2 separate regions of the Homo sapiens genome follow, and region 1 is linked to region 2. Evidence: chromatin contacts called from ENCODE Hi-C data. All regions are on one chromosome and are shown on one strand. The core of a region is the stretch at or near the end of the contact, and the rest is flanking DNA. Distances in the headings are between cores, read along the strand shown.

The links. Hi-C counts contacts between places; a loop is a spot of excess contacts on that map. Pooled maps may share reads with other maps.
Region 1: a pooled map shows a loop between it and region 2 (16-fold over the local background). The contact joins the promoter of PIP5K1B here to the enhancer-like site in region 2. A Hi-C loop is called at or near these places in 2 of 50 pooled maps.

The regions. Positions count from the first base shown.
Region 1 is chr9:68,702,489-68,706,557 of GRCh38, reverse strand. PIP5K1B (phosphatidylinositol-4-phosphate 5-kinase type 1 beta) reads right to left here and starts at 1,318. Exons shown (of 16, transcript NM_003558.4): 1 at 796-1,318. RefSeq lists enhancers at 101-190, 879-1,804 and a silencer at 941-1,460.
Region 2 is chr9:63,815,573-63,820,164 of GRCh38, reverse strand. It overlaps LINC00537 (long intergenic non-protein coding RNA 537), which reads right to left. Exons shown (of 2, transcript NR_146626.1): 2 at 1,136-2,587. It overlaps MIR4477B (microRNA 4477b), which reads right to left and starts at 591; the gene lies at 511-591. It also overlaps the pseudogene DUX4L50. RefSeq lists enhancers at 1,458-1,994, 1,995-2,533, 4,118-4,592. Within about 2 kb of position 3,329, at least 3 of the 41 ENCODE cell types and tissues checked have a DNase peak (open chromatin) inside an H3K27ac peak, as active enhancers do.

The DNA.
Region 1 (4,069 bases), core at 69-2,568, 4.9 Mb before region 2:
GAAAGAATTAATCAATCTACCCAAATAACTTCTCCGGAATAGGTTTCTACTCAGCCACGCTGGGCACCAGACAAGAGAGCTGGGGGTTGGGGGGGATAAGAAATGACAACACGCTCATCTGCATAGATGCCAGATAAGCAGACATTTGTTTTCTTCTGTTCTGGCGACTCCTGGCACCGGCATAGTAAATCAAACCCGGGCATTCTCCCTCCCCAGTGCCCCTACACTCCCAGCCCCTGCCCCAGATGTTGAAGCGTCACGTTGACCAGGCTGGGGGAGAAAGCCTGGGAAACGCAGAAGTCTGTTGCTGCATTTAGACTGGAACCATACCGCACCTGTTCAATCCGGCACCAGCGCCAGAAATGAGCAGAACACCAACTCGCAAGCCCCTCTTGAGATACCAGGGCGCCTAACAAGTTCACCGCTGTTTCGTACCGGGGGAGGGTGGTGGGAGACCTTTCCTTCCGCTGCCAAACTCTGCAGGTTCCCCGGAAAAGGGGAGAGTACTCCTATTTAAGTGAACCCAGAGTGATCTCCGAGTGTCACTGCGGCCCCGGGGATCCGGGTGACGAGCGGGTGGGTGTCCGTTGGGAGCGCGCAGCTGTGGCCCCCGCGGAACGAAGGTCCGCTTCGGTGGCCACGGGCGCCCTCTCCACGTCACCCCCAGCACAACGCAGACAGGCAAAGTGGAAGGGTAGAGAGACCGACGGGTTTCAGCAGAGATGCAGAGCCCCTAAGCGCAAGCCCCTCAGAAGGGTCTAGTGGGAAGGGGCCGGGGACGCACAGGAAACTTACCTCACCCGGGCAGCATTCGGGTGCCTCCGCTACCAAGACCAGTTGCGCCACAGTCTGCAAGTTATCGGGACGTTGTCGCTTCCCCACAGCGAAGGGAGAGCAGTGCAGGCGAGGGGCGGGAGGGGCGGGAGGGGCGGGAGGGCGGAGGGGGCGGCGGGCGGGGCCGGGGCCGGGGGCAACGCTGAGGGCGGGCAGGTGCCGGGGCTGGAGCCGCGGGGCCAAACTCGCTCCGGACGCGCCTTGGCGGGGGCGCGCGGCTACGAGTGTGCAGTGCGCGCGCGCCGCGGCGAGTGTGTGTGTCCCCGCTTTCCCCTTCCTTCCCCGCCGGTCCTCCGGCCAGACGGAGCAGCGAGCGGCCGCCAAAGCCCAGCAGCTCCGAGCGGCTCCACTGCCGGGCGCAGCCTCGCCGCGGCGCGTTCGGGGACCGGGAACCGGGGACCGAGAGGAGCAGCAGCGGCGCCCGCCGGGCTCGGGCGCGGGTTCCCGCTTGGTGCGCGCCGGAGTCGGAGCGAGGCGCAGAGAGAGCCGGCTGCGCGGCGGCTGCCGCGGCTGGGGAGGCTGCAGGCCCCGCCTGCCGGCCGCCCAGGCTCTTCCCCTTTTCTCTCCACCCACTTGCCCCATCCCCGCAAGCCCTGCAGCGAAGGCAGACCGGTTTGCAGCACCTGCCGCAACAGCGGCCGGAGCTTCAGCCGCAGTGGGCTGGGCGTCTCAGCCGGTGTGTGGGGACCGGGCGCCTGTCCCGCCGCCGCTGGCCCAGACTGAGAGCGGGGTTGGGGTGGGCCCCTGGAATTGGCGGGTGCCTCCAAGACTCCAGGGGTTCCCGGCCGTTCTCAGCGTCTTGAAGCCCTGCGAAACAGGGCTGTGGGGATAGGGCGTCCCCTTTCCCCAGGCCACAGAACTCAGCTACGCCTGGTCGCCCGCCTGCTAGACTCTGCCTGAGGCGGCGAAGCCGGCACTTGAGCGCAGGCGCCCCCTTCACGAGGAAGGGACAGGCCAGGATTCCAAGGCGTTGGTTGCTCCCATTCTAAGGACAGCAGGTGTTCCCAGCAAGTAAGACCTACCCAACAGGTAGGGGTAGGCTGGCGAGGAGGTCCTAGGAGAGAGAAGCTGGGGGATGTCATGGGAAAGCGCTGTGACGGGGCTGAGGGCCAATTCCTACTGATAGCGCTTAGTGGGCTGGGGGCACTTGCAACGTCACCTGATGTCAGTCTAGCTGCGAAGAGGGTAGGGGTCAGATCTAAAGGACTCCTTTGGGAAAATGCTATCATGAAAGCTAAAGCTAAATTCACTTAATAGGAACCAAAAGGTAGCGGATCCTTCGCGGCTGAATTGAAGCAAATGGTATTTTTCAGCCTCATCACTTCCTTCCACTTACCCTTCTTTACCAAAAACAACGCCGGTGGAAAACGTGGGATACATTCTGTCTGGGGAATAACAACATTTCATGATCCTTATCTTCAGAGATCTCTGGCTTCCAGTTTCTGTTTGAAGGATACTCCCTTAGTTCTCTGCAAATGAACACCTCTTTTCAGTTTTGTAATCTCTTTGTTTCTCTCACCCCCCACCTTGAGTGAGTCTGCTATGGTTTAATATCAGCCTTGAATCAAGTGCAATAATTTCTTGATAACAGAAGTATCTATTTTTTTTTAGCTTTACTGAGCCATAATTGACAAATAAAACAAATATCTGTTATTCTTCAGCTGTTTTCCCAGCCTGCTTCTTGCAGATGTGGCTGGCCATTACTGAGAGATTTAAGGTATGGTTTGTTTAGAACCCTGTGACTTGGGTCTGGTTTTCTCCTGGCATCCTAGACGCTTCACAGCTCAGAGCAGGAGGAACATACATCTAGTCCAGCCCTCCCGCTTTACAGATGAGGAAACTAAGGTCTCAAGACATTAAGTAACCCAAGGACCAGAACACAGTTTCCCTGACTCTCAATCCCTGAACAATAACTAGCAGAAATATTGTATTAACAAAGTTCAAGATGGGGTGGATAGACCAGTGGTGGAGGACAGAAGAACCGATCAAAGAACCGTTCATCTGACTGGTACGAATCACTGTATAGGGGGCAGCATCATACCGCTGTAACTAGCAGGCTAGTTTGGAATCTGGGAATGGTAATCCCAGTCTCTCCTTTTCCTGCTTCTCAGACTTCAGCTATGAAATCCAGAGTGGAAAATGAATTTGCCTCCCAGGGAGGCGGTGGTAAGTGAAAGTGCAAAGTCAGTTTCTGGTAATGCAGGGGAGATGAAGACAGGTAAAGCCAAACATTGGATCAAAAGTGATCACGCATTACGTATAAATGTCCAAATACATGTATCCATACACATGACCCTTTTCCCATTAATGAGCCTGGTATTGAGCCACTTCTGTAAAGCCCAAAAGCAAACAGCCTTAGGTTTTCAGAGAGAAGTGTCCAACCAGACTGCCCACTGGCTATTTAGAGAGCTAACTTTATGAAGCAGGATTCTAAGGAACTCTACCAAGAGCCTTACGATTGCATTATTACTGTGAATTGATTAATGGAATGAATGACCATGTAGTATGAGACCTGGTATTTCTTCCTGATTCTATCTCCAACTCTATCAACAGGGATTTAGGAAAGTCATCCTGTATTGGAAATAATACAACAACATCAATATCATGAGCAATAGTGACTTGGCCAGAAATTCTGGAAACCTATTTAAAAATCAGAAAATATTCATCTAATTATTTTGCTTAATTTTAAATGTAATTTTTTCAATTGATTCCTGACCTCAGTCCAAAACTTTAATAATGCTATTGAATACTCCTCTAACTATGAGAAACATGCATGGGTTCCTAGTAGTACATTTGATAGTATTAGTGGCCCCCCAATAAATGACCTCCTTTTTTCTCCAAGGTCTTTCCCTCTAACCTTGTAGTCCACTCCTATTCTGGGCCCAACCGTATGATTTACTTTGACCAACAAGACAGTAGCCGGCTTGATGTAAATGAACGCTGGAAAAATGTTTACACATTTCTGTTTCCAGTCTTGGAATTCTGACATCACCAGAATAAGCCTGCTGGAAGATGAAAGACCCTGTAGAGCAGAGCTGAGTCATAACAGCTGAGGCATCCTTGACCAGTCAGCCCTCACTTGACTGTGGAGGCACAAGCAAGTCTGAATGAGATTGGCTAGGCTTGGTCCAGATCACCAGAACCACCCTCCCAACTCATAGATTCATGAGAAACAATAAATGGTTGCTGTTTAAAGCCACTGTTTCAGATATTGATTGCTGCTTAACAAACAATC
Region 2 (4,592 bases), core at 2,080-4,579:
TTGATGACTGCTGGCTAATCAGCGTGGGGGCTGCTGAAGGTTGGAAACCTGTGTCAATTTTTTAAAACAATGAAGTTTGTTCCTTTCACAAAAGATTTCCCTGTAGCATGTGATGCTGTTTGACAGCATTTTATCAACAGTAGAACTTCTTTCAAAATTGGAGTAAACCCTCTCAAACCCTGCTGCTGCTTTATCAACTAGGTTTATGGAATATTCTAAATCCTTTGTTGTCATTTCAACAATGTTGATAGCATCTCCACCTGGATTATATTCCATCTCAAGAAAATATTTTCTTTGCTCGTCCATAAGAAGCAACTCCCTATTTGTTCAAGTTTCATCATGAGTTTACAGCAATTTCATCTCACCTTAAGGCCCTAATTCTAATTCTAGTTGTCTTGTGATTTCTACCACATCTGCAGGGACTTCCTCCACTGACATCCTGAGCCCTCAAAGTCATCCATGAGGGCTGGAATCAACTTCTTCCAAACTCCTGTTAATGTTAATATTTCATCCTCCTCCCATCAATCACAAATGTCCTTAATGGCATTTAAGGATTGCTATTAAGGACATTTGTGATTCACGGGAGGAGGTTCAAATATCATGAAAGGATTAATGGTGAATCCTTTCCAAAAGGTTTTCAATTCAGTTTATCCAGATTCATCAAAGAAATCACTATCTATGACAGCTATACCTTTACAAAATGCAATTATTAATTAATAAAAACACTTGAAAGTCAAAACCACTCCTTGATCCACAGGCTGAAGGTAAATATTGTACTAGCAGCCATGAAAATAACATTAATTTCCAAGTACATCTCCATCTAAGCTTCTGGGGAGCTAGGTGAATTGTCAATAAGCAGCAATCTTTTTTTCTTTTTTCCTTTTCTTTCCTTTGATTTTTTCTTTTTCTTTCTTTTCTTTCTTTTCTTTTTCTTTTTTTTTTTTTTTTTTTTTTTTTTTTTTTTTTTTTTTGACGTAGTTTCACTCTTGTTGCCCAGGCTGGAGTACAGTGGTGCGGTCTCGGCTCACTGCAACCTCTGCCTCCAGGGTTCAAGCCATTCTTCTGCCTCAGCCTCCCGAGTAGCTGAAATTACAGGTACTACCACCATGCCTGGCTAATTTTTTTTGTATTTTTATTAGAGATGGGGTTTCATCATTTTGGCCAGGCTGGTCTTGAACTCCTGACCTCAGGTGATCCTCAGCCTCCCAAAGTGCAGGGATTACAAGTATGAGCCACTATGCCTGGCCAACCAACAATCTTTTTAAAAGAATCGTTTTTTTTTTTTTTCTGAGCAGTAGGTCTCAATAGTGGGATTAAAATATTCAGTAAACCATGCTATTAACAGATGTGCTGTCACCCAGACAGTGATGTTCCATTTCTAGAGCACAGAAAGAATAGATTTTGCATAATTCTTAAGGGCCCTGAGATTTTCAGAGTGGTCAATGAGCACTGGCTGTAACCTAAAGTCACCAGCTGCAGTGGTCCTCAAAGAGAGTCAGCCCATCCTTTGAAGTTCTGAAGCCAAGTGTTGACTTCTCTCTAGCTATGAAAATTCTACATCTTCACTAAGCTTAATCATTTCTAGCTCTGGACTTAAAGTGAGAGACTTGCAAGTCTTCCTTTCATTTGAGTTCTTTGAGGCCACTGTGGTTACTAATTAGCACCCCTGGTGGGTGTCACCCTCCTCCCTCCTCTATCGGGTTCACCTACACCGGGGCGTGGGGAACGTCGCTTCCTGCACCCCACATGCCCTGCGCTCCTGGGGCTCTCCCACAGGGGGCTTTCGTGAGCCAGGAAGCAAGGGTCATCCCCCTGCTCCAGCCCAGCCAGGCTGCACAGGCAGAAGGACTCTCCCAACCTGCCCGAGCATGCGGGGCTTTGTGTTCACTGTCCTGGCCCCTCCCTCCGAAACTGGGGCTCTCCCATCCTCAGACTCCCTGGTGGCCTCCGAACCCCAACAAATGACAGGAAGACCAGAACCCACAGCGCGACGGCCTGCTGGGCGCGTGCTCAGTGGGACAGCTTGGGGCCCCTCAAGCTGAGTCACAGGGGAAAGGTGTGCTTGCACCACCCACGTCCCACCGGAGTCCGTGGTGGGGCTGGAGCCCCAGGTCGCCAGGGCGGCATGGGAACCCGAAGACGGGGCACCTTCACCTCCCGAGCTCGTGACCCCGGAGGCCTCCGCGTCAAGCGCAGATGCCAGCCAACCGGGCACCTCCCAACCGCTCCAGGAGCCGGGGCTCTCGTCTGCACTCACCTCCAGCCTGTTAGATGAGCTCCTGTCAACCCCAGAGTTTCAGCAAAAGGCACAACCTTTCCTAGATCCGGCGCCACTGGGGGAGCTGAAGGACGTGGAAGAGCCCGCTTTGCTGGAACCACTCCTCAGACAGGAAGAACACAGGGCTCTGCTGGAGGAGCAGGTTGGGGCGGGTTTGGGGCAGGGTGGGGGCAGGGTGGGGGCAGGGCGGCGGCCTCTCTTTTGCAGTGAACCTCAGGCTTGGTATGGAGAGGCGTGTCTTCCCTTCCAGCTGACCTCCCTAGGATCCCTGAGTTCCAGGTCCAGCGAGAGACTCCACACAGAGTAGGGCTGTCAACAATGAAAAGAAAGCATTCCTGAGCATCCCGGGGATCCCAGGGCCGGTCCAGGTACAGGGAGGTGGGCTGTCTACTGCGCATGCGCGGGTTTCCAGGCAGCAGCCTAGTCTTCTAACTAGCCCAGGCGGAGCTCTCCTCCCTTTCCCCCCCGCGTTCTTCAATCGGGTTGGCGGAGACCTCAGTCCGCGAAACACTGGGCCGGGGCAGAATCCAGGCCAGTTCTCCTTTCTGTGGCTCAACTCCTCCGCCTCTTCGCTCACCATCACTTGCCAACCCGTGTCCCGCCAGCCTCCTCGCCAGCACCATAGAGCGCCTTACAACTAAATAAAGACCCGAGACCTCGCGCAAACCAGGGTGCTGCCCTTTCCAGGCAAGAGGGAAGGCAGGCAGAGATGAGGACAGGAACAGAGACAGAGTGAGATGGAAGGATGGAGCTAGGCAAGGATGGGTGGAAGGAGGGACCCCGGAAGGGAGAGAAAGAGGGAGGGAGGGAGAAAGGGAGGAAAAAGCCAGGGGAGGGAGGGTAGAACAGATGGAAGGATGGACGGAGAGACAAAAGGAGCAAGAAACAGAGAACAGAAGGCAGAGACAAAAAATGTCTTATGCCTCCAGAACCAACAGGACCCAGAACTCCGGGAATATGTTGGGTGCCCAGTACAGGCTGAGTGCTGGGCCCACAGCCCCGTTGGCCGGCGGGGCGCTCAGCGGCCCTCTGGATCACCAGCCTGGGTTACTTCATCCCGGAGCAATTCAGACCAATTCCGTTTCCGAAGGAATGAGCGAATTCCCCAGAGAGCAATGAGCCGAGACTCAGGTAGTTGTCTGTTTTTCATCCACATGGTTCACAGATGACATATCCCCACGTTGAGCCCTGCAACAGAGCTCGAGGCAGATAGTCCCATCCACACAGGAGTCACACCCAGGCCAACTGAAGCGTGATTCTGGATTCCACGTTTCTTTGCCCTCTGTAAAGGTGCCTGTTGCTCAAGTTTCTGCCCCCCGAAAGCGTGACCATGTTGACTGTTTGTTTCGCGAGCTCTGTGGGGCCCCAGAAACTTCCAGGAATGCGTGGAAGACCAGCATCGTGTCGGTGCTCTCCTTTCCAGTTTTCAAACAGGCTATATTGGAGACTCCACATTGTACAGGAAACAGGAATCCATTGTCAGGCCGTGATGCACGGGATGTTTCTTTTCTCTGTGGTTTCGCTCTCGTTGTCTACGTGAAAATGAACGAGATGAACACACCTGCGTGTGTGAGACTATCACGGCAACTGTGACACCCAGGCGTTGGCAATAGAGTTGGCAGCCTGATCCTGGGACAAAGGTACTGATGGACATCCAGACACACCCCACCACAGTCACTAGCAAACCGACTCCCAAACACACAGACACACACGGGCGCACACGCGGGAACACAAGCACACACACAGACACACAAAGACAGACAGCTTGAAGGAGAGCAAGGGACAGAGGGATGAGAGATAGAAACGGAAGGAGAGAAACAGCGATGGAGAGAGACACAGAGAGGAACCAGGGAGATTGAGAGAGAGAGAGAGAGAGCAAGGTGGAGAGGGAAGTAGGGAAAGGGAAAGGGTGAGGGAGCTTGAGAGGGAGAGCAACAGAGCCTTGGAGAGGGAGGCTCTATCTGGTAGACAGGGGCCCCTTTGGCCAGGGTAGGGTGGAGGGTGCCTGGGCTGGGCTGGAACAGGGGGGCAGGGCCTCCCACTCGGGAAAACCAACGGAGCCCTGAGACATGTTTTTACTTGGATTTGTTGGTTGCTTTGGGGGTGCTTTTCGTAGCGTCATTCCTTTGTTGGCTCCTCCCTGTCCTCTTGGTGCTGTGGGCCCTGAAAGTTGTAGAGTGCGCCCCTCACTGTGGCAGAAGCAGTGGCGCTGAACGTGCCCACGGGCCGCAGCTTGGGTCTCTCTCGTTTTCCAGGTGGTATGGCCGTAGACAATGGCAGTGGCGCCTGGCTGGCCCAAGAGCCCAGTCCAGCT